2 separate regions of the Homo sapiens genome follow, and region 1 is linked to region 2. A link is a loop called in an ENCODE intact Hi-C map of the cell type or tissue named here. Cell type or tissue: CD4-positive, alpha-beta T cell. All regions are shown on one strand. Links, peaks and the distances in the headings refer to the core of each region. The heading gives the core; the rest is flanking DNA. Region 1 overlaps INTS6L (integrator complex subunit 6 like). Region 2 has its middle 35 kb from the start of INTS6L.

Evidence for each region. A loop is a pair of places that touch in the nucleus more often than their neighbours do. Peaks named below come from ENCODE experiments on the same cell type or tissue, not always from the same donor. Only the 100,000 strongest peaks of a DNase experiment are listed, where the experiment ranks them.
Region 1: a loop joins it to region 2, with 2.6 times the contacts of the local background. A loop is called at or near these places in 14 of 110 quality-filtered maps.

Annotation. Positions count from the first base shown.
Region 1 is chrX:135,527,947-135,543,825 of GRCh38, forward strand. All of the region lies in intron 2 of INTS6L (integrator complex subunit 6 like), which reads left to right. Among named protein-coding and RNA genes, the nearest start is that of INTS6L-AS1, 15 kb to the left of the region's middle. In CD4-positive, alpha-beta T cell, for the core only: no CTCF peak of the experiment used is centred there; no DNase peak of the experiment used is centred there; H3K27ac peaks cover 992 bases.
Region 2 is chrX:135,477,539-135,493,417 of GRCh38, forward strand. No RefSeq gene overlaps it. Among named protein-coding and RNA genes, the nearest start is that of INTS6L, 35 kb to the right of the region's middle. RefSeq lists an enhancer at 12,019-12,068. In CD4-positive, alpha-beta T cell, for the core only: CTCF peaks have their summits at 7,291 and 7,493; a DNase peak (open chromatin) is centred at 7,293.

The DNA of each region.
Region 1 (15,879 bases), core at 3,904-11,903, 51 kb after region 2:
CAGGGTTCTCAGTTTCACAGAGTGAAAAAATATGATAGTGGTTCCACATCTCAGGAAGAAATGTGTTTTCTAGAGAAGGGTAGGATTGAAGGACCCTCCTTATGGGAGTGAGAAGGGCAGTGAAGAAAGGAAACTACATGTTTCATTTAAGTTCTTAAATGAAAAAGTCTTTGTAAACATGGCCTCCTCCCGGTTGCCTTTTACCGAAAGAGTGTAAATGAGAGACCCAGGCAGTCCCTTTGTAACTGTGTATTGGGAGCTTGGAACACATTATCTCCTGGATACAATGTTGGAAGTGGTGATTATGTTCCCAGACCTTCCTCCCAGGAACCTTTTTAACCCTTCATGTCACTTAGCCATAGACCTATTGTGTTTATAATTGTTTCTAATGGGAAATGGGTTTAAGTTTCCAGCTTGATTTGTTAAAAACATATTCTTTCTCTCTTCTTCCTCACAACTGGGTGTGGACTTTGGTTCCATGAGGGGTGGGGACACTGTAAAGGCTCCGGCAGAGAGGGTGAGGGGCTGAGGTGGCAGTGGAGGTAGGCGGGGCTCTTCACATATGCCAGTTACTCCTATTCATAGATTGGCTACATTTACACGGTTCAGCATAGCGTCCACTTAGCCACGTATGGTTATTGAGCACTTGAAAGGTGGCTAGTCTGTCAGTGGGTGCTTCAACAGACAGTGTAAAATATAATATTTTGGATATATTAAGTAAATTATTAATCTAACTTGTTTCTTTTTACTTTTTCAATGTGGTGAGTTGAAAATTTGAAATTCCATATGTGAAATTTGCACTATATTTCTATTAGCAGTGTTTGTCTATATTCTTTCTTAAGATATTTTATGATGTTCATATCCTAGGAATTGTTTCTGAAGGAGGATCCTTTCTCTGGAAGTTCCGTTTAAAATGAACACCCCCCCCCCCGACCCACCGCAATAAAAGACTCATTTGTGCATGAAAGGTTATCATACAGTTCAGAGTTGATGGCTTGATAACCCTTGCCTGTGGGGCAAAATATGAAAGCATCCCATTCTTATTTGTATTGAAAGCCAGTTTGGTTGCTTAGTCTTTTGGATGCAGTTGGTGATCCAACTGGTTGGGTTAGAAGTCTTTTCCTGGGCTAAGTATAATGGAATATGTATGTGAATGAATGTAACTGCAGTAATTCAGAATTCTGTTTATAATATGTGCTCACCAGTAGTGCTAAATGTTTCATACTTTCAGTGTTATTAGAAATATGTAACATGTCCGTTGTTTGATTTACATAGCTACTTTGCCCAAGAATTCTCAGGAGCAGCATTCTTTAGGAAGTGTAGGATAAAGGAGAAATACTCTAGTTTGTCATAGTGTAAAACTTAACAAAGGGGAATTTGTATCACTGCTGTTTTTGAGAGCTTTCTTGATGTTCCCCAGCGGAGCCCTTGTCTTATATCATGGCAAGTCATCAGTGGCGTTAAAAGGAGGGAGAGGCCACATGACTGGAGGGCTCCTAGGATTCTTACTTCTGACAGTCGTTAACTTTCTCAAAACTTAATCCTCCTAGTGGAGGTTACAGGAGTGATTAATTGTTATTTTTTGGTAACTATAATGGCTCCCATTTAAGGAATAAGCACCAATGTCTAATTCTGAGGCTGGGTGGATTTATAGATATGCTGATGAATAGCATCTATAAGAGGTAGGACCACTTTATAGCCCTAATTTTGGATCCTCCTAAATCCCATCTTATAGTCGAAGGTGTTATCTAGCTTGTATAACTATCCCTGTATTTCAGATATGATTTGACTTATATTTGCTTCCTTGTAATAATGAACAATCACGAAATAGCCTTCAAATAATAGCAGCTGACATTTATTGAGTAATGCTTAGGTACAGGGCAATGTGCTAATGAATGTAAAATGTTTATTTAGTTTCTCTTCCTAGTCAGTCTGTGTACTGGATTACTAGGTACTATTATTATACTCTTTTTATAGATAAGGGAACCAGGGCCCAGAGAGGTTAAGTAACACAGCCAGTAGTAACCTAGGTCTGTCTCTATTCTAGTCTATTCAGTGATTAACCACTTCACTTCTCCTATCAATTGTGACAGAAAATTCCTTTTGATAACTTCTCACTGGTATTTTCTCATTATGATGCATGTCCTAGAGCCATCATTTTTTAAACATAATTATCATGCTGTTATTTATAGCTGCTTTTAATGTAATAGTGCTTGGCATTGTAGCAAGCACTCAATGAATGAAAATTATTACTGCTAGTGTTATTATTTCTAATATTTCTCTGACTGTTGCTGGGTGAGTATTGTGGTGCATATGTTTGTAAAACACTTTTGCCTTTGATGTCCCACAGTTATGCCCCTACTGGTGACAGATATAGAGTTGTTGAGACTCTCAGTTGATGGAGTATGAAATAGTTGAGGACTGGAGGATGTGAACTGGTGGCCTAGGCTGAGGAGGCCCTATAGGAATAGTGGTAGGTTTGTAAAAGCAGCAGGGTAGTCCTTGGCTATTTATTAATAATAGCCACTAAAAACTGATATGCCGTCTTCACTTTACCAATCTCCTGATAAATGCTTTTCTTATGAGGAAAAGAAAGATATTCAGTGTACTCCACAGTAGCCATTTGTTTTTTCTAATCCACAGCCTCTGGAGGAGGTAGACATGGTTTTTAAAAACGTCTGGAATACCATCATGCCTTTGCAGAGTTTTGTGTATCAGCCTGAGCCTTATCTGCTGGTGTGGTCTTCATTTCAACTACTTCTCCCATTTTCCTCAAGCCACACACCTGTCATAGCCAGATCATTGGTTTTTTCCCCTCCTGTGTAGTTAGATGGCCTGGGGTAGAAGAGTGGATTTTATAGAAGAAGTAGAGATGTCAGTCAGTGGGGTCTTAACCAGAGAAACATTGCATGAAGACTTTTGGGTGATGTGCCAGATGTTTATAGAAAAAGTAGAATTCTATATCTTAAACCATTTTCCCCTGGTTATACTACTCATTAATGCCAGTCGCTCTTTTATTATCTATATCCTGCCCTGTAGCTCAAATAGTTCAGTGAACTTAGTACCAGGAGCCAAACACAGGATTTGAATGCAATTGAACAAAAGTCTTGAAACATTTTTGTTTGTGCAACTGAAAAATAGTACTGTTAAGAAAACTAAATATGATTTATTAAGGTCTTAAGATTTACTGTCGAGCTACTTGGGCAAAGTTACTAATATTCATCCTCTTTGTCCTTGACTACATTTGAAACTAACTACTTCTTCCTTCCAGAAACTTATCACTTCCTATATTCTGTTTCTCCACTCCTCTCTCTGATAATTCTTTCTCTATCTTCCAAAGTCTTTCCCTTGGGGAGTGTATCCTGCTTCATTCGTGGTTCCAAATATTCCGACACACACTGATGCTTCACCATCTTCAGCTTCTCACTCAGGCATCTCAGCTGAGTGCAGGACATCTCCACACATCTCCACTGACTGTCTGTCCTGCTGTCAGCTCACAGTCAGACCTCTTCTGTCATTATTCAGCTTTGTTTTTTCTTTTTGCCTTCCATCTTCTCTGGCTTATCTGCCATCCCTTTGAAATTTCTCTTACATGTGTTCCTTTGACTCAATTTCTGTTGCCATCACTTTAATCTAGGTCCTCATGTTTTTATGCTTTGACCACTGTACCAGCCTTCTAACTGGACTCCCAAGTGCCTCCAAAATTCCTGTCTCCACTTACATCAATTGCTAACTTTCGAAAAAAGTTGGTTTTATCATATCACCCTCCCCACCAGCCTGCCATTCTGAGCTCTCTAGTATCTGTTCCACGTGTCGGTAAAAACTTATTTCCCATCATTTCCCACAGAAGCCCTGCACTGTCTCTTCTACCCTCTGAGTGTATCTCCCCATTCCTGATGCCAGCCCTTAGAACATCAGTTAACCAAAGGAAGAAGAGATACAGAGCCAGGAGAGCTGAAGGCCTGGGGGAGGAGAGGAAGTAAACTGAAATCATTCCATTAAGGGTGTGACTTGAGGGTGAGGACATGACAGAACATGCTTTAAAATACTATTATAATGATGAGAAGTTGCAGAAGGAAGGAGGGTGGGAGCTGGAGTATGACCTTTCGTGTTTGATTAGTCTGAACTCTAGACCAAAATGGTTTCATTTAAATTGGCCTGAAGTTGCCTGGAGGCACTGCTGTTTAATCAGAAGGGCCAGTCCCTCTTTGAATTTTTGTCTCTGCCAAAGACAGCCCACATAACTAGACAGTGGACAATAGGATTCCAGGGAGAATATCTAGCCTTTAATATAGCCATGGCATTGGAAAGTGGAGACCCCCTCCTGTTTTATTTCTTGAAGGAGGATGTTGGCGATATGCAGAGCAAAGCTCTCCACTTTTCTTAATAGCTTACGTAGGTGCGTAAACATTGTAAACTCCCTTTCATAGTGATGCCTTTGAGTTGTGTGTTAGAAGTAGATTTAGGCTATAGCTAGGTACTTTTATAAAATCAGATTTTAAAAAGTGGACATAGTACATCCAGTCTAGTAGATCATACCATCTACTGTCATGTAATATGGCAAACTGTATCATTGTCACTTCAGTAGCTCTGTCAAAAGTGCTGGACTGGAAGGCAAGAGATCCATGTTCTTAACCTGAGTCTGTTACTAATTACACACATGACCCCAGGCAAGTCACTTAACCTTTTATGGTGTCAGTTTCCTCATCTGTTAAATGAAGGGATTAGACTAGATTATTTCCAGGACTCCTTCCGAAAAAGTACAGGAGAGAGTTGTATAACTGAAAGGCAGAAAGTGGAATAATTGAGGCTTGGAATTCAGGGTGACTTAAAAATTACTTTAGGCTGGACATGGTGGCTCACACCTGTAATCCCAGCACTTTGGGAGGCTGAGGTGGGAGGACCACTTGAGCCCAGGAGTTTGAGACAGCCTAGGAAACACGGCAAGACCTTGTCTCTACAAAAAATAATTAAAAAAAAATTAGCCTGGCATAGTGGCACATGCCTGCAGTCCCAGCTTCTCAGGAGGCTGAGGTGGGAAGATCACTTGAGCCCAGGATTACAAGACTGAAGTTAGCTATGTTCACACCACTGCAGTCCAGCCTGTGCCACAAAGTGAGATCCTGTCTCAAAAACAAAAACAAAAACAAAAACAAAAAAACAACTTTTAAATTTTAGAAAACAGGTCCTGGATGTGTTTAATGTGCTATATCACACACTTAGTGGTTACATTGGTAAATGCCACTCCATCTTATTGATGTCAATTCTGTTTGCTGTAAACAATTTAATAACGTTCATGACAGAGTCCTATCAATACTTTGGAAGAGTGAGAGTGAGGGTTTGGTGAACAGACAGACTAACTTTGTATTTTGTTGGGATTTTTAACAATGAATGCATGTTACTTTTACCACGTAAAAAGTAGCTCATAACAATTTTTTTGAAATTATTTATTTTCATTAACTTTTATTTTAAGTTCTAGTGTACATGTGCAAAATGTGCAGGTTTGTTAACATGTGCCATGGTGGTTTGCTGCATAGATCATCCCATTACCTATGTGTTAAGCCCAGCATCCATTAGCTATTCTTCCTGATGCTCTCCCTTCCCCCACCCCCATTCACAGGCCCCACCCAGTGTGTGTGGTTCCCCCCATGTGCCCATGTGTTCTCATGGAAGAATTTTTCCTAAAAGAATTAGTCCTGGGGAAAGAGGTGCTGTGTAATCTTCAGAACGTAATAAATGGCCATTCTGCTATCTCATATGTTCAACACTTTCTGCAATGCTTAGGTGGCTTAGTCTCACTCCTGTCCATGTATGTTTTTTCCAAGGCCAAAAATTTTTATTATTTTGTGTATCTGTCCATAAATGAGCCAAAATGTAACTAACTGAATGTGTGATATGCACAATAGCAGTTTTTTTTCCTGATAATAGGTATTAGTTGATAGCTGCAGTTGAAATAGTCTGAGACTGGGAAAGGAAACTTTTCACATTTAAGTATGACCAAGTTTAGTAAGTTCTAAGATGTTTCTGCTTCAGTAGCAGTGCAATTGACTTTTGGAGGGAGGAGAAAAGCTTCTAAAATTATTGGTTTCTACGTGTTACTGTCCACTGGTGAAGGTCAGATTTCTTTGGATATTATCATGTTTTCCAGTAAACTTTGAGAAGTGTGCTGCTTCACAATTTTATCCTAATTCCCTGGGGTAATAATTGAAAACTTCATAAACATATTTTTAAAATTTTCTAGATCCTTATGATTGTTTATATGCTTAAAAAACTTCATACTAGATATTAATTTAAAGAGGTCAGTAAAACAAAATGGTGAACTATGTGTCAGTGGAATCAAACTGTGAATCATTTCTTTGCCCAGTTTCGTTAAAATATGTGATCATGTGAGTCTTTAACTGTCTGCTGAAGATCAGTGCAGCAGGCCACAGACTGTTAAATACATTTCTGCAATATATCGGGGGAGGTCAATTTCTTAATATCTTTGTTAAAAAGTAGAAGACGCAAGTAAACTAGATTTCATACATGTAGTCTTGGTTGGTAGTATCTCCTGAAGCATGTGGAGGAAAATTGGTAGATCGAAACAGAATGATAGCATTCAGAGTTCTCAGGGAGAGAACCGATTTAATCAAATAAAATGGGCTTTGCACATTTCGGCAAGTTCAAGACACTAAGAAAAGCCCTTGGGGAAGTAACTTTTATAAAACTGAATCCAAGAGAACTGGTTTTTCTTTTCTTTTTTTTTTTTTTTTTTTAAATAGAGTCTTGCTCTGACACCCAGGCTAGGGTGTAGTGGCGTTATCGTAGCTCACTGTAGCCTTGAACTCCTGGGTTCAAGCGATTACCACTTGGGGCTACAAACACATGCCACTATGGTTGGCTAATTTGTATGTTAATTTTTTGTAGAGAGAGGAGTCTCGCTGTGTTGCCCAGGCTGATCTTGAACTCGTGGGCTCCAGTGATCCTCTCTCCTCAGCCTCCCAAAGTGTTGGGATTACAGGTGTGAGCCACTGCACCCAGCCTGGCTATCCTTTAAAAAGTAATTTTAAAGCTACACTATACATTTAAAACACAGAACACTAAAATACCTCCTTTGAGCGTTGAAGTATATTAGTACCTTGAGTAAAGTGAGAAAAGCACAAAAAAAGTGAAATCTGGCCAAATTGTTGGAGTATCAGGGAAAAAGTTGTGTCAGGGTCAGAAAATATAAGCAAGAAGGAAGTTTTTAGGGGAGGTACAAGAAGGAAGACAGTTCCATTCTTATAATGATATAATGTATTCTTAGTGTGTACTTTATAATTGTAACAACCTCCTTTATAGGTGTGCTAGCTGTAAAAATCATTTTACAAAGATATTTCAACAGTTTAAGGTGATTCAGCTGTCACAGTGTTCTGTTACCTAAGAGAGCAAGTAAACCTTGTCTTTGTTATCAGAATTGGAGTCCATTTTAATTGTGAGAAGAAAATTCCTGAAGTTGAGAAGTTTTAACTTGCCCAAATATTCAGGGCAAAGACCAAGAGAAAAGTCATTTGTCTCCTCGGGAGACAGAGATGATTGGAAAAGCAGGGCTTCTTATTTTTCATGTCATTCCATCTCACTGGTGAGTTTACCAATGCAGGAACAGTTTGTGATGACAGAGATGACAGAATGCTAAGTTGAAGAAGAAAGTGAGTTGGTTGAAAAATACTGTTGGAATTGATTTATGCAAATTTTCTGGGTTGTTTCAGAGCAAGTTTTCCCCAAACTTATGGAGAGCAGATGGAAAAAGGAAAATAGTTTATCTTTCAACAAGAGAAATGATGGCCCTGCTAAATTTAGACTCTGGCTTTAACTTGTGACATCTGGGAAAATACTCAAATCTGTTAATCATTTAGTTTGTATAACCACCTAGAAGAGCCCAATGTCCAGGATAGACCTCTAACATGGGCTTACAAATGGCAGATATTACCAGGCTGATTTAATTTCCTTTAATAAAAGATAAAAAGTCTTGTCAAGGAGAGGAAAGCAACATGCATTGGCTTTCTGGATGTCAACAAGGTTTTCCTTCATTCATTGTGAAGAGCTTGCTAACAAGCTAGGAAGATTTGGACTGGACTGCACTGCTCCTCAGGGGAATGTCCAGATAGGCTGCAGGATGTATGTGCCTAAAACAGGTCAGTGCAGTGGCTCAGCACCAAGTCAGGGGGACACCACAAATGGAGCCTCCCAGCAAGAAGTTTTGTCACTGCTGTGTGAAGGAGCCTGGCTTGTGAAAATTCATAACGTACAAGGATTCTTTTTACTGTTTGGAAAGATTCATTGCCAGTCCCTTTAAATAGCTACCACCCTAGAGAATATTAATCATTCAACTATTTTTTTTTATTTATAAATAGTCAATTCACATACAGTTTGTAAGGGTTACTTTTCTTGTGGAAAGTTAGGTACAGCTGCCCTAAATATCTTTATCGGTTACCTTGGCTGGGGAAATTAACAGCATGTTTATTAAACTTGTACATTATACTGTGTTATAACATTATACCATTTTCCAAATATTAGTAAGGTCGCTAACATTTTGGAAAAGGATTACAAGTGACCTTTAGAGATAGAACAGGAGTTTTTCAGAAAGGCCTCTAACACCACTCCCACATCCCCTTCGAGGACAGTTGATCTGCTTTTATCTCTTTTACTTGTTCTTAGTTCCTGGCAAGATTTCAATGGAGGAAAAGGCTTCTCTATTTAAAAAAAATAAAAATCAATGAAAATTAATGAATCGGAGAAATGGCCTGGCTAAAATGGGATGAAGTTCAGTATTAGGATACTGAGGGATACTAAAGTTTAGGGGAGCCACTAAATAACACTCCTTCATTTCCCTCCTCCACTTGAAATCTATTGAGAAGTAAGACACAGAAGCCAGCCAGAGTTCCAAATTACAGCTTTATTCCTGATCAAAGCTGGAGGAAAGGATGTAGCCTACATGTGTGTTCTGAAAAGCTTCCAAGTAGTTCACATATTGACAGACCTACCCTATGGGTCTGTTGTAGGGGTGGAACCTACCCCTTTAGCACCACATGTCAGAGAACATACCAGAATATTCAAAAGAGCTTCAGCAACAGGCCTGCAGAGAGCATGCCAGTTTCCTGTTTGCAAACCAACCAGTCAGATGAGAAGGTGGAAATGTGGGTGCAGAGGGTAATAGAAAATATTGCTTTTAGGCTTTGCCCTTCTGAGGAGAAAAGTGCAAATTCTCTCCTTCCTGTGGTGATGTAAGTGGAGAATAAATAGCTAGTGGCTAGTCAGATCAAGCTGGGACAAGAACCCAGGTCACTGATAGAAAGGCCCATGTTTTTCTGTTGGTATGAAAAGACATTTTTAGTTGACTATGGAAACTTAAACCCGATCTGAATTAACATATTGAATTAACATTTATTGAGACAGGAGGTGTTCTCTTTCTGTAAGTCAGATTTACATGAAGGATTGTTACAGGGTGTAGAATTATAAGATACATAAGTCTGATTTATATTAAAGGAACGTATAGAATTATAGGATATAAAAACTGCAAGGGACCTTAGAGTTGGTTTTTCAGCCCTTTCATTCCTTGGGTGAGGAAACAGCCACAGTGGGATTAAGTGACTTACTCTAGACCACTTGCCAAGCGAGTTAGTGACAGCTAGGAATAGACTAGGCCCTTCTAATTCTTAATTCACTGTTCCCCACACCTAATTGTTCTGTACTTAGATGTCAGGGAAAGTAGGCTTAAATTAAAATGAAATTTGAAAAATTTATTAAACTTATAAACTAATCTAACAAGACATATTTGTGAAGTGAATATAGGCTTACCATGAAGATAGTGCAGGTTCAATTCCCAGACCACCACAATGAAGTGAGTCACAAGAATTTTTTGCTTTCCCAATTCATGGAAAAATTATGTTTACACTATACTGTAGTCTATTAAGTGTGCAATAGCATTATGTCTAAAAAACAATGTATACACCTTAATTTAAAATACTTTGTTGCTAAAAAAATGTTAATGATCAACTGAGCTTTCAGCCAGTCATAATCTTTTTGCTGGTGGACAGTCTTGCCTTGATGTTGATGGCTGCTGAGTGATCAGGGCAGTTGTTGCTGAAGGATGGGGGTGGCTGTGGCAATTTCTTAAAATAAGACAACTATGAACTTTACCGCATCGGTGAACGCTTCCTTTCAGGAAAGTTTTCTCTGAAGCATGCAGTGCTTTTTGATAACATTTTACCCACAGTAGAACTTCTTTCTATTTTCTTTTATTGGAGTCCATCCTCAAACTCTGCCACTGATGTATAAACTCAGTTTATATAATATTGTAAATCCTTTGTTGTCATTTCAACAATGTTCACAACATCTTCACCATGAGTAGATTCCATCTCAGGAAACCACTTTATTTGGTTATTCATAAGAAACAACTCATTCATTAAAGTTTTATTATGAGATTGAAGCAATTCAGTCACATCCTTAGCTTCACTTCTAAATCTAGTTCTCATGCTCTTTCTACCACTTATGCAGTTACTTCCTCCACTGGAGTTTTGAACCCCTTAAAGTCATCCATGAAGGTTGGAATCACCTTCTTCCAAACTCCTGCTAATGTTGGTATTTTGACCTCCTCCCATGAATCACGAATGTTCTTAATGTCGTCTAGAATGTTGAATCATTCCCAGAAGGTTTTCAACTTTTCCCAGACGCATCACAGGAATCACTATCTATGGCAGCTATAGCCCTACAAAATGTACTTCTTAATAGCCTTACAAAATGTATTTTTTAAATAATAAAACTTGAAAGTCAAAATGACTCCTTCACCCACGGGCTGCAGAATGGATGTTGTGTTAGCAGGCATGACAACAACATTGATCTCCTTGTACATCTACATCAGGGCTCTTGGGTGGCCAGGTGCATTGTCGATGATCAATAGTATTTTGAAATGAATCTTTTTTCCTGAGCATTAGGTCTCAAAAGAGGGCTTAAAATATTCGGTAAACCATGCTGTAAACAGATGTGCTGTCATCCAGGTTTTGTTGTTCCATTGCTAAAGCACAGGCAGAGTAGATGTAGCATAATTCTTAAGGGCCCTTGGATTTTCAGGATGGCAAATGAATGTTGGCTTCAGCTTAAAGTCGCCAGCTGCATTAGCCTCTAACAAAAAGTCAGCCTGTCCTTTGAGGCTTTGAAGTCAGGCATTGACTTCTCCTTTCAAATTATGAAAGTCCTAGATTGCATCTTCTTCCTATAGAAGTCCGCTTCATCTACATTGAAAATCTGTTGTTTAGTGTAGCCAATCTCATCAGTGATCTTAGCTAGATCTTCTGGATAACTTGCTACAGCTTCTATATCAGCACCTGCTGCTTCACCTTGCACTTTTATGACATGGAAGTGGCTGCTTCTTCTAGCTTCAAAGTTTTCTTCTGCAGCTTCCTCACCTCTCTCAGCCTTCATAGAGTTGAAGATTCATTCCATCAACTCTAGGAAGAGTTAGGGCCTTGCTCTGGATTAGGCTTTGGTTTAAGGGAATGTTGTAGCTGATTTGATCTTCTATCCAGACCACTAAGTCTTTCTCCATCTCGGCAATGTGGCTGTTTTTCTTCTTACTCCTGTGTTTCCTGAAGTAGCATTTTAAATTTTCTTCAAGAGCTTCCTTTGTATTCACAACGTGGCTAACTGGTGCAAGAGGCCTAGCTATCTCAGCTTTCGACATGCCTTCCTCACTAAGTTTAATCATTTCTAGCTTTTGATTTAAAGCGAGAGAAGTGCAACTGTTCCTTTCACTTGAACGCTTAAGAGTCCATTGTAGGGTCACTAATTGGCCTGATTTCAATATTGTTGTGTCTCAAGGAATAGGGAGGCCTGAGGAGAGGGAGAGAGATAGGGAACAGCTGGTCGATGGAGCAGTTAGGACACATACAACATTTATCGATTAAGTTCACTGCCCTCTTATGTGGGTATGGTTCATGGTGCCCCAAAATAATTACAATAGTAACATCAAAGCTCACTGATCATAGATCACCATAAAAGATATAATAATAATGAAAAAGTTAGAAATATTGCAAAAATTACCAAAATGTAACAGAGAAACACAAAGTGAGCACATGCTGTTGGAAAAATGGCACTGATAATACAGGGCTGCCACAAACATTCAATTTGTAAAAAATGCAATATCTGTGTGGTGCAATAAAGCAAAGCACCATAAAATGAGGAATGCCAATATACATAATGTGTGGAAGAGTGGTTTAAATTGGTGGGCTCTGAAGTTAGGCTATCTGGATTCAAATCTTGGCTGTGCCATTTCCTAGTTGTCTGGCCTGGACAAGTTACCTCGCTTTCCCAAGCCTCAGTATCCTCATGTATAAAGTGAAGATAGTAACAGCACCTACCCAGAGGGTGGTTGTGAGGTTCATGTAAGAAGGATGTATATTACATGCTATGCTTAGTATAAGTGAGTTCCTAACATATAAGCACTGATAAATATTAGCTATCATTAGTCATCATCATGATTATTTTACCTTGGAGAGACTTAAAATTTGACCTGTGAAGATAATAAACCCTTAGCTTAGGATTCTACCCATCCTAAGTTACTCCTTTGTCCTAAACCTCCATTCTTTAGGCCTCTTGTAATCATCTTTTACTGTCTATCCTTTGGCCTCATGCTCTATCACCAAGTCTGTCCTATTTGTTTCACATGTTTCTCATTTAACTCTTTCATCTGCATTTCCATCCTAATTCAGGTCTTGATTCCCCAGGTGTGGCTTACTATTCAAGCCTCCTAGCTGCTCCTCCTCCTCCTCCTCCTCCTCTTCCTCCCCCTCCTCCTCCCACCCCCTTTTTTTTGAGACAGGGCCTGGTTCTGTCACCCAGGCTGGAGTGCAGTGGCATGATGGAGTGCAGTGGCATGATCATGGCACACTGCGGCCTCCACCTCCTGGGCTCAAGTGATCTTCCCGCCTCAGCCTTCTGAGTAGCTGGGACCACAGGTGCACATCACCATACCCGGCTATTTTTGTGTGTGTGTATTTTTGGTAGAGACAGGGTCTTGCCATGTTGCCTAGGCTGGTCTCGAACTCCTGAGCTCAAGCAATGTGCCGGCCTTGGCCTCCCAAAGTGTTGGGATTACAGGTGTGAGCCATCGCGCCTGGCCTCAAACCTCCTAGCTTCTTCTGACTACAGCTTCACTTTCCTGCAGGCTGTCCTGTATGTCACTATCAGACTGATTTTCCTGTTTACCCCTGCCTTGGATTCTGTAGTGTGTCTACTGTCTGCTGCTTTAAGGCCAGGCTCTCATACCTGACCTTCAGGTCTTTTAGGAACGTCAGTGTCCAATAGAAATATAATGTCAGTCATACACATAATTTAAAAATTTCTACTAGCCACATTAAAAAGTAAAAACAGGTAAAATTAATTTTACTAAAATATTTTATGTAACCAAAAATATCCAAGACATTATCATTTCAACATGTAATCAATACAAAAATAATGAGATTTTGGCATTTTTTGTTCTGCATCCTCAAAATGCCAAATGCATTCTATACTTACATCACATCTCGATCCAAACTAGCCACACATCAAGTGTTAAATAACCACATGTAGATAAAAGCCACTGTATCAGATAGTGCAGCTGTAGAATGTGACTTGCCACCACATAAACAAGACATAACTATGTTTCACTTCTTCCTTGTTTGTTAAAATAGGGATGTTAATGCCATGCCTATTTTATAGGGTTGTCCTAAGCCAATGTGAAGTGTGAAAGTGCTTTGTAAGCAGTAAAGTTCTGTAAGAATGTATGGAAGTTATTATCAGGAGTGAAGGTTTTTACTAACATAAGAATACAATATCTTTGGAGTAAAGTAATTTAAAAGAAAAACCCATATTAAGGAGGCAAATTAGCTGTCCTGAATTCATTTGTGAAAAAAATTAACTCTAAGCAATGAATGGAGAGTGTAAATGTATACTCACTATCTCTTTATAATTATCTTTTTGGTAGAAATTTATCACATTAATAAGATTCTCTAAATACTTCAATAAATCTGTGGGCCTTTTTTCCTTCAGCATGTTGAGCAATGGACATAGGGACATTTGGTTCTTCTCTTGATATAGGGAGCTGGACCCCTACCAAAGAGTTCATTGCTCTTGGTAGTAAATGTAGCCTACATACTTTGTAGTACTGAGGTAGGAGTGGCATTAAAATTTCCCATATCATCCAATTCATTGCAAAGAATAGGAATTAACCTACAAACAATGTCAGAGATTTAGATACAGAAACTATTAATATTTGGGCCGGGCGCAGTGGCTCACACCTGTAATCACAGCACTTTAGGAGGCCAAGGCAGGCAGATCACCTGAGCTCAGGAGTTCAAGACTGCCCTGGGCAACATGGTGAAACCCTGAATATACTAAAATATAAAAAATTAGCCAGGCATGGTGGCACACGCTTGTAGTCCCAGCTACTCAGGAGGCTGAGGCACAAGAATCGCTTGAACCTGGGAGGTGGAGGTTGCAGTGAGCCGAGATCGTGCCACTGCACCCCAGCTTGGGCTACAGAGTGAGACTCCATCTCAAAAAAAAGGAAAGAAAAAGAAAAAGAGAGAGAGAGAAGGAGAGAAGGGAGGGAGGGGAAGGAAGGAAGGAAGGAAGGAAACTATTAATATTTGTAAAATGCTTTCATTTCATATTCTGTATTCTGACAGATTGGTGAATAGCACCACTAACGATAAGGACACATTATTTTAAATAAAGATGAGTCATAAAGTGGTACCCAAATCTTATCCTAGCCCTTTACCAAACCAAATAGTCCACTAATTTTTAAAAATTATACCTTGAACTACCACATGGCCCTTCAGGTGTTCAAATTTAATATATAACCTTTGTTACCAGTGTGGAAATAAGATTGCTAAACGAAGTGACTCCAAAAACAAGAATCAATTTTATATAATGGCTTCAGGGTAAAGGACCCCCGCCCACCATTTACAAGTTTGCCAAAGCCAGAAACTTCAACATAATGCATGACCTTTTCTTTCTCACCTGTCCCTCTAATTAGCTACTAAATCCTTAGGACTCCTCCTCTGAAATACTTCCTTAATCTGCAACCTCCTCTCCATCCCCACTGCCCTAACTCAGCCTTTCATCACTTTTCTCGTAAGCTCTTTCAGCAGTCTCCAAACCAGTTTCCCTGCCTCAAGCTTCAGCCTCCCCTCCACCCCACAATTTATTCTCCAACTACCAGCAGAGATCTTAGTAAAATAAAGATCTGATCATACCACTCCCCGGATTTAAAACCTTGAGTTCTTCCCAGGGCCAGCAGATAAAATCCAAACTGCTGAGCATGGTGTACAAAGCACTTTATAGTCAGAGCCCAAATTATCTTAATCAGCCTTGCCTCCTGCCATGTGCCCAGAGCAATGATAATCAGATTACTGGTGGTTCTCAAGTAAGTCCTATCCTTTTATCTGTTCTCTTCCCTTGCACAGTCCCCTCCACCCCTCACATCAGTGAGTCTCATGATCTTCACTCCATCCCATCAGTATTTCTCAAATGTCCCACTTTCAGTGAGAAGCCTTCCCTCACTCTCTGGTCACTTGTTCTTTCAGTCTCCATAAGTGCATCTCTTATTCCTTTGTGGCAGGAACCCCTCAAGAGCTAATTCCTCTCTATATCCCCAGCACGTAGCATTCTGCCAAGTATAGCATAGTTTGTCAGTAAAAAATCTGTTGAATAAATACATGAAAAAATTGATCCTCTCCACCCAAATGTACACCTTTCTCTTCTACCCCAAAGAAGAAATCTAATTTCCTAATTCAGTGTGATTTATAATCAACTACTGATAGTTCCAGGTATTTGAAAAGATACTTTAAATCATAATGCTTCCTTTTCACTAAAGTTCAGTTT
Region 2 (15,879 bases), core at 3,460-11,459:
CTAGTCAATTAACCCTTATCTGTCTTTAATTCTTTCCTGATCTAGACTAGACCTGTGGTACATTATTCAATGACTCTATCCCCGTTATACTTCCATTCCACTTTCCAGAAAAACTCTAACCCTGGGTCAATTCGATTGCACCTGCCTTCTTTGTGCCTTCTTACTCTAGAGTTGCTGAGTGCTGCAAGAGGAAATCCTGCCACCATGTGGATGGGTGCCAGCCACTACACATTCATGATCTCCAATTCCAACTCAGTCCTTGGATGCTGTCCAGGGTCCTCCAGAGATACAGAAACAATAGGAGGGGTGTGTGTGCGTGTGTGTGTGTGTGTGTGTGTGTGTGTGTCAGGGATTTTAAAGATTGTCTAAAAATCTGTGGGGGCTGGAAAATCTAAATTCTGTAGGACAGACCAACAGGCTGGAGACCCAGAGAAGAATTGAGACAAGTTGATACATAAGATTAATCACCATATACCCTCATGCTCCACAAGAACTATTTGAAACATTCTCTACTCTTGTTAACCTTCAGTCATAGTAAAAAGGACTTTGATTCCTACTCTTCAGGGAAAATGGCCATTTTCAGTCAGGAAGTCCCTCACCTTTCTGCCTTCATGCCATTAAAAACCCACCCACCCCAGCCGTGATCCTTGCCTCCTCTCTTCCTGGCACAGAGGAAGGGAAGTCACTCCTAAACCCAGTCTCCCCATCTGTACTCTGGGTTTTAATTATCACTGCATTTTCAGAACCTATATGGTGTAAGGAATATGGTGGTCCTTCCTTAAGCATATGTTGAACGACTGAATGAATCCCTTCCTAAGCCCTTTCTTTCATTCTCCCCTCTTTCCCTCTATCCTCAACCTCTCCTTCCACTCTTTAATATTTCTCTGTAGTATTTAAACAAACTGAAGTCTTTACTACTATGGAATTGGCAACCTTGACCATGTTTCTTCTTTGCAAAATAAAAATTGTATAAAAATTGTATATATTTAAGATGTACAGTGGGATTATTTGATATATGTATACATTGTGAAATGATTACCACAATCAAGCTCATTAACATACTCTTCACCTCACATATTTACCCCTTCTTTTATATGTGGTGAGAACATTTAAGATTTATTCTCTTAGCACATTTTAAGTATACAATACATTTTTTGTTGTAGAAACGAAGTCTTACTATGTTGCTCAAGCTGGACTTGAATTCCTGGGCTCAAGGGATCCTTCCATCTCAGCTTCCCAAGTAGCTGGGACTACAGGCATGTGTCACCACACCCAGATTACAACTTATTATTATTAACTGTAGTCACCATGCTGAAGTGTTGATGGGGAGAGGAGAGGGAAAAGTGTTATGGGAGCACTTAAAAGGAAACATTTAGTTCTACCTATTGGAAAGGAGAGAATCAAAGAAAATAGAGACAGTGAGAGTTTGATTGTGTTGTAGACATCTATGTATTGTGCCTGCACCTAACACTCTCCTGGGCACATGGAAAGCACCCAGCAGTTGATTGTTAGTTCACCATTCTGTCTCTTCATCAGCTAGGCCATTTAACAGATTCATTTTGGCCAAGGAATGCTGTATTAGTTATGCTGTGGTAGCAACACTAAAAATCTCACTGTCTGACTACAACAAAATTTAATTTCTTGCTCTCATAAAATCCATTGCAAGTCCAGGTGACACTCTGAGGCAGCTTTCCTTCATGTGGTGACTCAGTGGTGCCAGTTGCTTTGATTTTGTGGCACCCGAAATCTCTATACATGCTTCCATAATCACTTCAGGCATGGGAAGAAAGAGTGGAGGGTCTCACTCAGACAATTAAATAACGTAATCATAAAATGTATCACTTTATCTCACAATTCATTGGCCAGAATAAGTCACATGGTCTGTCTCAATAGCAAAAGAGAATGGGGGAAGTGGAATCCCTCAGTGTGCTCAGAAGGAGGAGAACCAACTAGACTAACATTAGCTAAGTGAATGCTAAATTTCACTTAAATAGATTTATTTATGCTATGGACTAAACGTTTGTGTCACTCCCCAAATTCATATATTGAAATCTAATCACCAAGGTGATTATATTAAAAGGTCCTTGGGGTTGATTAGGTCATGAAGGATCTGCCCTCCTGACTGGCATTACTGGCCTTATAAATGAGGCCCCAGAGAGCTGCTGTGCTGCTTGCACCATGTGTGAAGACGTATAGAAGGCACTATCTATGAGGAACAGGCTCTTACCAGAAAGCAAATTTGCTGGTGCCTTGATCTTGGACCTCCCAGCCTCCAGGACTGTGAGCAATAAATTTCTACTCTTTATAAATTACACAAAATACTTTGGTTGGTGCAAAATACTTTAGGCTGGTGCAAAAGTAATTGCGGTTTTGGACCATGAATTTTGAATCATTATAACTAGGCTCAAACACATCTTTATTAATCAAAATAGGAACCATTACAATTGATATAGGATTTAAGAAGAAATTACTTAGGTAGATAGTAAGGGTATGGGAGTCCCCAATAAGGCTTTTCTTTTTAATGAAAAGCAGCCCCAAATTATTTTCCTTTCTAATGAAGAGCAGCCTGTAAAATTAAGCTGCAGACACAGATACCAGCAGTTGTGCCAATCATGTTCAAGACGGCAGCTCCATCTCCCCTTCTGTCAGCCACTGGTGTACAGTAAGAAGCAGACAAGATGGCACCGATCAACTGGAATACCCATTTGCATAATAAGATTAGGGTGGGGCGACCCTTCTCCCACGCACTATGTAGACGTCATAACTGATTGAACCAATCTGTGAGAGCTATGTAAATCAGACACTGCCTCCTCAAACTGGACTATAAAACTCAGCGCATTCGCATCAGCAGTCCTTTTTTTTTTCCTCTTGGAGACCCTCTTTTGGGCTTTCTCAACATGAGGAAGCTTTCTCTCTCTTTTCTTCTTTTTCTGTTAAACTTTCTGCTCCAAAACCCACTCCTCTTGTGTGTCTGTGTCCTGAATTCCTTCTCTACTGAGACCAAGAGCTAGGGTATATACCCTAGACAATGGAGCTGTTTCACAATCAACACATTTTTGCCAAAGAGAAATAAGTTTGTCTATTCCTGTAGCATAAAAATCCATGCTTTGGGATTCGATGAACTCTTGGAAAGTATTTTCTGCCTCCTGCTGGTTGTGGAAGCATTTTCCCTGCAAAAAGTTGTCGAGATGCTTAAAGAAGTGGTAGTCAGTTGGCAAGAGGTCAGGTGAATATGGCGGATGAGACAAAACTTTGTAGCCCAATCTGTTCAACTTTTGAAGCATTGGTTGTGCAACCTGTGGTCGGGCATTGTCATGGAGAAGAACTGGGCCCTTTCTGTTTACCAGTGCTGGCTGCCATCATTGCAGTTTTTGGTGCATCTCATCAATTTGCTGAGCACACTTCTCAGATGTAATGGTTTCGCTGGGATTCAGAAAGCTGTAGTGGATTAGACAGGCAGCAGACCACCAAACAGTGACCGTGACCTTTTTATGATGCAAATTTGGCTTTGTGAAGTGCTGTGGAGCTTCTTCTCCATCCAACCACTGAGCTGGTGGTTGCTGGCTGTTGTATAAAATCCACTTTTCTTTGCATGTCACAATCCAATTGAGGAATGGTTCATTGTTGTTGTTATGTAAAATAAGACAATACTTCAAAACGACGATTTAAAAATTTTCGGTCAGCTCATGAGGCAACCACTTACAGAGCTTTTTCACTTTTCCAATTTGCCTCAAATGCCAAACGACTGTAGAATGGTCGACGTTGAGTTCTTCAGCAACTTTTCGTGTAGTTGTAAGCGATCAGCTTCTATGATTGCTCTCAATTGGTTGTTGCCAACTTCTGATGGCCAGCCACTAAGTTCCTCATCTTCAAGTCTCTCGTCTCCTTGGACCACCACCACACTGCACGTTCGTTAACAGTTCCTGGGCCAAATGTATTTTTGGTGTTGTGAGTTGCCTCTGTTGCTTTACAACCCATTTTGAACTCGAATGAGAAAATCGCTCAAATTTGCTTTTTGTGTAACATCATTTCTATAGCCTAAAATAAACAGCAAGTAATAAGACATTAGCAAAAATAAATAAATAAATAATAAAAATAAACCGAGGGCCCATTAAAATGATGTCTAACATAACCATATTATTTAAGAATGTATTCCAATATTAAACCGCAATTTCCAACAATGCAAAAACCACAATTACATTTGCACCAACCTAATATTTTATTATAGCAGCCCAAACAGACTAAGTCAATTCATGATTATTTGTGCTAAGTCAGTCTGTTAGCTATTGTGTTGACAGAGGCAACTACTCAAATATTTGGGCTTAGATGCTTTTGTTACAGTTGTTTTCCCTGACTGGAAACTATGCCATCACCTGTTTAGTGTATTGAGCCAACAATACTGTCATCTGGCGAAACGATTACATTACTTTGAGCCACTGTATTATCGATGATGTCACCATTTGGAAAATGTGGTTTGTATATGTTGCGAATGAAACAAGACAAACAGCCAAGTGACAGATCCAGGACAGATCTACTATGCTCTGTAGGTCTTTCTTATCAGATGAAGATTTTCTTCATTTGTATCCTTTGATGGGCGATTCAGCTATTTCCTTGAATTAGGTTGTCGTGCAACTTAAGTCACATCCATTATCCAGCTCTATCTATATTTCCTATATACAAACTCTATGAAGTTATATACCAAACGTACATCTGGTGTGTGTTCCCAGAATGAGTGTCTAACATGCCAGGCCCTGAAAAATGACCCTAAAAACCTTTTGAGAATATATGCAGGTTATATGGAAGAATGAGAGAGGCCAATTAGCATTAGCTTCCTAATTCACCCCAAATATGGATGCTTAATGTATATTGATTATTGGAAAAATAAGATATCCTTTTTTTGTCTATCCTAGTATGAAAAGTGTAAAAGTTTGATAGTATTAAAGAGGGTGTGAACAAGCCAGCACACTCTGGCTGAAAGTATAAATTGGTATGATATTTTCAAAGGGCAATTTGGTAGTATCTGTCAATTTGGTGGTATCTGGTAAAAGACGACTCATAAGACCCAGTGATGCAACATTTATAGTGCCAGACATTTTTCCTGTAGAAACATCTCCACAAATGTGCAAAGATTTATGTATAAATATATTTATTGCATCATTGCTTATAATAGAAAAAAAATGAAAAGAACTCATATGTCTATCCTTAGAGGAACTGAGAAAAATACACAAAGGTGCATTTTAAAAAATTAGGTGGATCTACATGTACTGATACGCAAAGACAATTTGTGCTGTATAAGTCATTTAATAAAGCAAACTAAAAACAGTATGAATCATTTGTTTAAAAAAATAGTTCTGTAATGTTAGAAAATTTTGGAATCAGTAAATGATATTAAGTTAGAAAAAAGGTAAAACTTTTCTCCAAGAAAACAATATATTTTTATATATGTACTTTATATATGTACATATATACACATATAAAATACATATATACTTTATATATCTATTTTTATATATGTATAAATATTTTTATATATAATAAAACTGTTTGAATAAAAGCTGACTTCTGAGAAAGTCCTGATCTACTCTGTAACTCAGGAAATAGATTTGGCAGCTCTTAATGTGACCAGACAAGTGTAGCAGAGTGGAGCTTAGCAAAAGGCTCTGAGCAATTAAAGCTGCAGAATAATTGACCAGGTGCGGTGGCTCATGCCTGTAATCCCAGCACTTTGGGACGCCGAGGAAGGAGGATTGCTTGAGCCCAGGAGTTCAAGACCAGCCTGGGCAACATAGTAAGACCCTGTGAAGAAAAAAGCTGCAGAATAATTACCAGCCATCAGAGCTTCTGATGGAACCCACTCCTCTGTACTGTCGTCTTTGATCTGCTCTCAAGCCCTAATCCAAATGCTTAGCGCTTTTGGTACAAGAGTACAGTTCTGATGAGATGACTCTCTTTAAAACCATCCTTGGCTACCTACAGAATAAATCCAAATCATTTAGTGTGGCATTCAGGGCCCTATGCTATTTTCCAATTGTAAATCTCAACCCAATCAAAAGGCCTGTACAGCATAATGTTTAAGAGTTCAGGTTTTAGAGTGGGGATGGTTAATGGGTCCAAAAACATAGATATAATGAATAAGATCTAGCATTTGGTAGCACAGCAGAGTGACTACAGCCAACAATAATTTATTGTATATTTTTAAATAACTAAGAGTGGAACTGGAATGTTCCCAACACAAAGAAATGATAAATCCTTGAGGTGATGGATGCCCCAATTACTTTGATGTGATTAGTACACACTGTATGCCTGTATCAAAATGTCACATGTACCCCATAAATATATACAACTTTTTTCTCATTAGAAGATTTTATTTCTTTTTTTTAATCTTTTTTTTGATTTGTTTGTTTGTTTGTTTGTTTGTTTTGGAGACGGAGTTTCACTCTTGTTGCCCAGGCTGGCATGCAATGGCAAAATCTGGGCGCACTGCAACCTCCACCTCCCGGGTTCAAGTGATTCTCCTGCCTCAGCCTCCCAAGTAGCGGGGATTACAGGCACCCGCCACCATGCCCAGCTAATTTTTTTACTTTTAGTACAGAAGGGGTTTTGCCATGTTGACCAAGCTAGTCTTGAACTCCTGACCTCAGGTGATCCACCTGCCTCGGCCTCCCAAAGTGCTGGAATTATAGGCGTGAGCCACTGAGCCTGGCCTTATCTTTAAATTATTATTTTATTTTATTTTATTTTATTTTATTTTATTTTATTTTATTTTATGTTCCAGGATACATGTGCAGGATGCACCGGCTTGTTACATAGGTAAACGCGTGCCATGGATATACACCTATTTTTTTTTTTTTAATTAAGAGTTCAGGCTTTAAATGCTTAGCCAGATCTAGGATTGAGTGCTCTGCCTTATCACCATTTCAACGAATCTTAAACTATTTGTCCTTTGAAGCCAAATTCACCAATCTTTTCTCCATACCCCCTTCTTCCCAGATCCCTGTGAGAAAGCATGAAACTGTCCTTTCCCTGAACTCCCACATGGTTGTGTCTATACTGCTCTCAAGGCACTTGCACTTTTTTACTAAGTAATTTTTTGTTTGTTTTTTGTGACTTCCGTACTAAAATGTCAGGCCCATGAGAGTGGGACTCCACCGCCATCCCCATAGCACCCAGCATATTGCTTGCACATGCCAGGCTGATAGTAAATATTTGTGGAATTAAATGAATAAATGAATGAATGCATTTCCTTTTTGCAACAGTCTCAACAATTTACATATGCTACCAGCAAGTGGCAGTAGTCTCCTTTGGCTGTTCTGCCATTCAGCAAGCTGCTGCTCATTAGAGCCTAAAATCATTCTACAAGTAATGCAATTCCCAGTTTTAGATAGTTTGGCAGAGCTGAAAGTGCTGAAATCAGAATCTAGTAATTTGAGCTTTTAGCCCCAGATCTGCCACTGACAAGATATGTGACTTTCAAATCAGTCCTTTACTTTCTGGATATTTTTCTGCATCTGCAAAATGAAGGATGGGATGATTTCCAGAGTTTGACATTCTGTGATTTTCATACCCTGCAAACTCAAGATAATGAGAGCTATGGATTCTTGGCTTGTTGCCATCGTCATTTTTTATCTCTTGTAGAATGTACTTAAGATAAGGTCATGGACAGAGGTATTTCCTTAGAAATTCTCTCTAAATGATCTTTCCTTGTTTGGATGTAATGGAAGATCACCAGGGCCTAACCATCCCTCCCTGACTAGTGTTAACTCTCACGACGAAAACAGGTAGTGATTCTTAGAAGTGAAGAAAGACGAGGATTAGGGGAGGAGGTTCAGTTCAAGAACCATGGGATCAGGCAATGTGGGAAGGCTGGGAATCTGCTGATTTGATTCCCAGAAGGATCTCTACTGTATCTGTTTCGAAACCTCTGTTTTGATTCTGCATGAATGTGTTTTTAAAATTATATTCTGGGGAAAAGGAGTAATTACTTTTTATAATTACTATGGTAATTTAACTATTTAATGTTTTTAAACCACAGTTCTATTTTCATCAATAAAATACTGTCCCTAAAACACTATTGGAGAGTGGACGGCTCTCGTAATATAATGCTAAGTGAAATAAACCAGATTAAACTTCTATAGACAATATGATCCATTGTGTTTAATTGTAACATATACACATAGAAAAGGAGAGAAGGCTCCCTATCAAGGATAGGAAGCAGGAAGCCAGACACTGGAGCAAAACGGCACACATTTTAGAACCCAGGGTAACTTCAGGTAAGCATCAGGAGAGAAAAAGTCTTGCTGTGTAGGTCGGGTTTTAAAGGCAAGAAGGGACAAAGGGCTGCCACGTTATTTAGAAAAAAAAAAAAGATGCACGTAATTGAGGTTCTGTATTTGATTAACAAATATAATGGATATCACATTCAAAGTTTTGTTACTTAGATGTAACAAAGGTAAATATTATTTTGATAAAGAGTTGAACTTGGTGTAGAAGTCTGGTTCTAGCTACAAGAAAATATCTTCACTCTTTTCTTATTACCTTGTGGCAGAGAGTGCAAATTACTGGAACAAAGAGTAAATTTGGAATAAGGATCTCCTCTGAGAGGGAAACTAATAGGGAAATAAAAATGTTTTCTAGTTACAAGAAACAACTGATTTAACTTTACCTTAACCAATGATATCAATGCATCTTAAGTATGCAGGAGAGACAGACAGAAAGTTTTCTGTGCATGTGCAGCACTGTCTAGGAGAAAGAAACAATCTCGTAATGTAATGCTAAGTGAAATAAATGAGATTAAACTTCTATAGACAATATCATCCATTGTGTTTAATTGTAATGTATACACATAGAAAAATTAGTGGAAAAAAACATACAAAATATGTTCACAGTGTTTATGATGGAATTTTACATAACAGGCAATTTTACTTTTCTTCCGTATAATTTTCTTTAACTTTTGAATTCTCTGTGGAACTAATAGAACGTTTACAATGTAAAAAGTAAAACTGATATCAAGGCTTATTATGTTAATAGTGAAAAAGGCAGGTATGGCTAAGTTTCTCTGGATCCTTGAAGCCCATCTTGCTGCCCATACTCCAACAGATTCCCAAGGGTAGGATATAATCACAAAGACGCCTCAGGAAAGAGCCTACTTATTGCTGAATCGCTTAAAGTATTAGGTTGGTGCAAAAGTGATCACGGTTTTTGCCATTAAAAGTAATAGCAAAATCACTTTTGCACCAACCTAATAGTTACTTACCTTGGTAAACTGGCCTGCTGTGTGTGAGGTGAAAGGACCCTTTTTTCCCCTTGAGCTTAAATGAGCTTAGATGAGAAGTAAAGCCTAAGCAGGTACAAGACAGATGTTTTTTTTTTTTTCTCCTTGGCCCACCCTGGTTTCCTTTTTGGGTAAGGTCAAGGCAGCCTGCTTATAAAGAGGAGACCACCCTGGCCTGTCTTGTCATACCAACCACATGAGTTGCAGGGGCAGGGGAGATCACAGAATGGAGAGAACTTGCACTGCACTGAAGAGGTTAGCCCTAGTCCTGTTCTAACTAAAATCACCTGACTCTTCCCGGAGAAAGCTCTAACACCTAGTAGGGGAGGACATGGGAGAAGCCTGGCCTTCTCCTAAAGCAGGGATTCCCAAACTTTGACGATGACCCCAGTACACACATACCACACACTCCCACACACACACCTGAAGTAAAACTTTCACAAAAAATACGTAATCCTCAGGGCTGGCTTCCTAGGCTTGTGGCCTGTTATAGTAGCACAGGGCCACACGCTCAGAAGAGCCGCATAGTTGGTTTAGTGTTCTACTACCACTGTCTAGGAATCTTTAATAATTTTATTTTTGAACTTGTGTTTTGTAAATGAAGTCAAATGCAACAGTGGAGCACGCACATGAGCAGAGTAGATGCGGAAAATGTGTGTTTCTTGTTCCCTCATTTACATACAGTGTTTGTGATGCCCCCAGAGAACACAACTGCAGTGAACTGGCAGTGCTTGGGAGTTCAGCAAGTCTCAAAGGGAGAAGAAGATGTGTTCCCTCTACAACTAAGGCGGGGTGGAGTAGGGTAGTGACAGACCAAAGAGGTCATGCTTACCTTTTGAACAAGATCTTGTTTCATAGACAGAAAGAATTCAATGCAATGGGATTCTAAGAAATATGAAAACCGGCCAGGCGCAGTGGTTCACACCTGTAATCCCAACACTTTGGGAGGCCAAGGTGGGTGGATCACGAGGTCAGGAGATCGAGACCATTCTGGCTAACACAGTGAAACCCTGTCTCTACTAAAAATACAAAACATTAGCCAGGCGTGGTGGCGGGCGCCTGTAGTCCCAGCTACTCGGGAGGCTGAGGCAGGAGAATGGTGTGAACCCAGGAGGTGGAGCTTGCAGTGAGCCGAGATCGCACCACTGCACTCCAGCCTGGGCCACAGAGCAAGACTCCGTCTCAAAAAAAAAAAAAAAAAAAAAAAAAAAAGTAATATGAAGAACCCTATTATATCCTATGGTGTTACTTTCCTGTATTAGCCAACCAGTTATGCTGAAGATGATGACATAGAAAAAAAGGGAGAAGATACATCAACCCTTTCTCTTTCATCATGCCTTACTCACCAGTAAACCAAAGGCAGAGACTATTTTTAGTATGTGTAGTATGTGCATGTATCGGAAGTGAAACAAAAACACTTCAATTCATTTTGTGCAGTGTTTCCACTGTTCTGGTAAAAGCTACAAAATATAAACTGTGTAGTTTTGGTGATTCTGCATGTAAGTTAAGTGCTTTTATATTTGTGTCTTTGAACTGGCCTTGCCTAATAAAGATTAACAGTAAATTTTATGTTAATAATTTAATTTTTTTTTTTTTTTACTTAGGGTTGGAATAAATAGCAAATAAAAATACACTGTGGCAGTCAGGCGCAGTGGGTCTCGCTTGTAATCCCAGCACTTGGGGAGACCGAGGTGGGCAGATTCCTTGAGTTCTGGAGTTCAAGACCTGCCTGGGAAACATGGTGAAACATGTCTGCACAAAAATTAAAAAATTAGCTGGGCATGGTGTGCACCTGTAGTCCCAGCTACTCGGGAGGCTGAGGTGGGAGGATCGCTGAAGCTCAGGAGTTCAAGGCTGCAGTGAGCCGTGATTGTCCCACTGCATTCCAGCTTGGGCGACAGAGTGAGACCCTGTCTCAAAAAAAAAAAAAAAATCCCCAATATGGCTGGCAAGTCAAGACAGAGACTGCAGAAAAAAGAAAAAAGCTTTATATTTGAGTCCCTCTAGCAACAGTATTTTCTGCCTTTTAATCAAGGAGCCCCATATTTCTATTTTGTGGTGAGCCCCAAAAATTATTTAGCTGGTCCTGCCTATAAGGTATGAGATCCATAATACTTTCTACTCTGGTCTTCTCTGTTTTTAAGTGTTACTCATGGATACAAACACATAGAAATGATAAATACTTAAGGTGATGGATACCCCAAATACCCTGGCTTGATCATTACACGTTCTATGCCTGTGGCAAACAGTCACATGTACCCTATAAATATGTAACACATTATGTATCAGTAAAAGAAAAAAGCCAAGCGTGATGGCTCACGCCTGTAATCCCAGCACATTGGGAGGCCAAGGCAGGTGGATCTCTTGAGCCCGGCAGTTACAGACCAGCCTGGGCAACATGGTGAAATCCCGTCTCTACAAAAAATACAAAAATTAACCAGGAGCACACCTATGGTCCCAGCTACTTGGAAGGCTGAGGTGGGAGGATTGCTTGAACCTGGGAGGTTGAGGCTGCAGTGAGCTGTGATCATGCCACTGAACTCTAGACTAGACAACAGAGCAAGACCCTGTCTCAAAAAAAAAAAAAAAAAAAAGGAAATGGAAAAAACTATAACACATGTAAATACACGAAGAACACAAGAAATAATAATTAATAATGTCATAAAAATAATGCTATCTTTAGTAATCCATATTACTTTAGAATGGTCTAGTCCATGAGTGTGTGAAATAAAAGGAGTCATGTAAATTGGGTTAAAAAATGTTGCTCATGATCCACTAAATTGATTTCATGACCCTTAATGGGTTGTGACAGGCAGTTGGCAGAACCCTGCCCTAGAGGTTAGAGTGCATGGTTAACATTTCCCCAAACATTTTCTCTTCAACTAAACCAAAGTGCTTAGCAGCCAGATCTGGGGTCAGTCAAAGGTGATTTCACTTCCCCTTGAGGGAGACAATTAGAGGTATAAGGAAAGTCCTACCAGCACCTTCGAAAGGCTGCTTGACTAATTATTGTCATGGCTGCTAGAACCAATGAGATGGCTAATTTGGTCCCTCAAGGCCTTATACAAATGTCTCTTTGATCTTACCTCAGAAGTCTCTGTAACCCATCAAAGTAATACTTCAATTAAGTTTATCCCAAGGCTATCCCACGTACTGGGTCAGGAAGTCACCCCCTATTCAATTTCTCATCTAAAATTATGCTCAACTCAGTTATCCAAATAGGGTCACCAGACAGGATTATACAAGGCACGCTAAATATTAACATCCCACAGAGGAAGCTGCATTTCTAACAAAATTAATACTGTGATGGTTCAGAGCATGAGCTTAGAAGTCAATTAGATCAGATACTAATCCTAGCTCTGTCCCTCTCTTGGGCATGTAACTTAACTTTTCTGGGTATTGTTTTACTCATCTGTAAAATGGGAATATTCATATCTATAGTGTTGCTGTAAGGATTGATGTTTGCAAAGTGCCTAATAGCACTTAGTAACTTATAGCTGTTATTATTGCTGCTGTCTTTTCCAACAGAGATATTTAAGTAAAATTATCTAAAAAACATCTTCCTTATACGATTCTGTTTCTGTACTGTTCTGTCCAGCCAGAAGGGTCTTCCTTCAGTACCTGGTTCAGTGATTCTCAACTGGAGGCACTTTGCACACTGGGTGATATTTGACAATGTCTAAAGATGTTTTGGTTGTCATGACACGGGGTGAAGGGTGCCACTAGCATCAAGTGGATAGAGGCCAGGGATGCCATTAAACATCCTACAGTGCACAGCACCCCTTACCCCAGATACACACACAACAAAGAATTATACAGTCCAAAATGTCAAAAGAGCCAAGGTTGAGAAACCCTGCCTTGGTTGAAGCCTGGACCAGCATCTATTAGAAAGTGCATAGCTCCTTCAACACCTCCAAAATTGTTTTTTTCTGATTTTGAACAATTAAATTTTAGATTTTGTGATAATTTAGTCAGACCTGGCCTAAATTTGTCATCATGAAATTTCTAGGCAAATAATTAATAAACAAGATATATGTGTGTGTGTATCTGTGTCTATGTGTGTATATTAGTATAGTGGTGAGGGGTGATGGTGAGAAGTACTTCCTTGAAAGAATTAAGCAATTTTAAGTACTCCAGGAATAAATTACAAATGAATTTTGTCCACCCGTACAATGGAAATCCTATAGGAATCTCTATTAATCTACCTTTTAACCTACTTTAAATTACTGAGTGATTACATGAAATGAAACTGGTGCAAAATTCAACACCTCCAAAATTATATTACTCCAACCCCGTGACTCCTATCTTTCAAAGTTCCCAGAGCTATCACACTATATGGAACGACCAGGGAAAATTTTGATCCATTCATACTACAGAATATGATGCAATCATAAAAGGAATGAGAACGTTAGCATAATAGCTAATATTAATTCAGCATTCACGTGCTTTACATTCAGGATCTCATTTGGTTCCTATGGCATTATGAGGTAGATTCTATTATGATCACCACCACCTCCCACACAGTTTTACAGATAAGGAAACTGGAGGTGGAAGAGGTAAGGTGACAAGTAATTGAGGTTAGTTTCTTGAAACTTGAGAGTTTATTTTTGTTAACCAAAGATAAATAATTGCAGTATGGTGTAAGTCAATTGGGAGAAACAGATTCAACTGGCTTAATATAATTTTAAAGGCCTATATTTCTTCACTTGTGATTTACTTGCTTTAAGATCTTATTTTGAATAGACAGAAACTCTTCTTATTGAATTTCTCATTATTTTGATTTTTTATATATTCACTGGGGAACCATCAGTGCAGGCACCATGGAATGTAATTGAGATATTAAATCCAAGCTAAACATTTGAATACTTATCCTCAAATTATAATGCAGTGCTTCTCAAAGTGTGGTCTATGGACCCATACAATCCCTTGAGACAGTCTCAGGGGGTCCACAAAGTCAAAACTAATATAATATCAAAATATTATTCACTTTTTTCACTATGTTGAAGTTTGCACAGATAGTGCAAAAGCAATGGTGAGTAAAACTGCCAGCCCCTTAGAATGAATCAAGGCAGTGGAACTAAACCACTAACTTGTAGTGGTTTTTGTAGTCTTCAATAACACATTTTATTGTAGTCTTCGATACCACATACTCAGAGGGAAAAAAAGCAGTTTCATTTAAGAATGCCTTTGGAGAAAGAGCAAAAATTATTATTTTTATTAAATCCTTTTATATTGCATAGTAACGAAATGAGAAGTATGCATAACGTAGTTCCACTTTGCAATAAAGTATAGTGGTTGTTTCAGTGGAAAGCACTTGTCTAGTTGTTTGAGTTGAAAGATAAACGTAAAACATTCATTGATATGACTTCACATTCCACATTGCAACTAAACTTTAAGAACTACCAAGCCAAATGACTTCACTGGTGAATTCTACTACTCACTTAAATGTAAATAATAGTAAAACTATATAAACTCTTCCAAAAAGTTGGAGACAATAGAATACCTCTCAACTCATTCTTTGAGGCCTACATTTATCTGACACCAAAACTATGAAAAGAAATTACAAGAAAAGAAAAGGTCTGTGGTTACAAACTAATATCCCTTATAAACTTCGATGCAAAAATTCTTAACAAAATCTCAGAAAATCAAATCCAACAAGATATATTTAAAAAGTGAATACATTGATATCAAGTGTCATTTATGCCAGGGAGGCAAAGTTGGTTTAACATTCGGAAATTAATTCAGTTCACCATATTAATGGATTAAAAAACTAAAAACATATCATTTTCTCAATAGACTTAAGGAAATACTACATCTATTCCCAATTAAAAACAAACCTCTCAGCAAACTAGGAATAAAAAGGAACTTTCCGGACATAAAGGGCACTTACAAAAAAACCTACATATACCATCATATTTAATTAGGAAAAATTAGAGTTTTTCCTCTTAAGATCAAGAACAAAGCAAGGACGTGTGCTCTCACCACTTCTATCCAACAATGTACTGGACATTCAAACCAGTGCACTAAGGCAGGAAAAGAAAAAGCATCCAGATCAGAAAGGAAGAAATTAAACTATCTTTATTTTCAGAAGAAATGATGGAGAAAATCCAGTGTAATCTACAAAGAAGTTACTAAAACTAAGAAGTGAGTTTAGCTTAGTTGCAGGATATAAGATCATTATACAATGTTTTTCTATACTAGGAATGAACAATCAGGAATTAAAATTTAAAATATTATTTATAGTAGCATCAAAAGTATGAAACACTTAGGGATAAATTTGACAAAAAAACGCAAGAGCTGTACACCAAAAACTACAAAACATTGCTGAGATAAATTTTAAAAGACTTAATTAAAGAGGGGAAGAGTGTTTATCACTTGGAAGAATAAATACTGTTAAGATGTCAATCTTCCCCAAATTGATCTGCATATTCAGGGCAACTCTAGACAAAATCTTAACATGCATTTTTATAGAAATTAACAAGCTTGTTCTAAAATTTATATGGAAATGCAAAGGACTCAAAGTAACCAAAACAATTTTGAAAAGAAAAACAAAGCTGGAAGACTTACACTACAGACCGGCCTGCCCCTACATCATCCTGGAGCCTGAG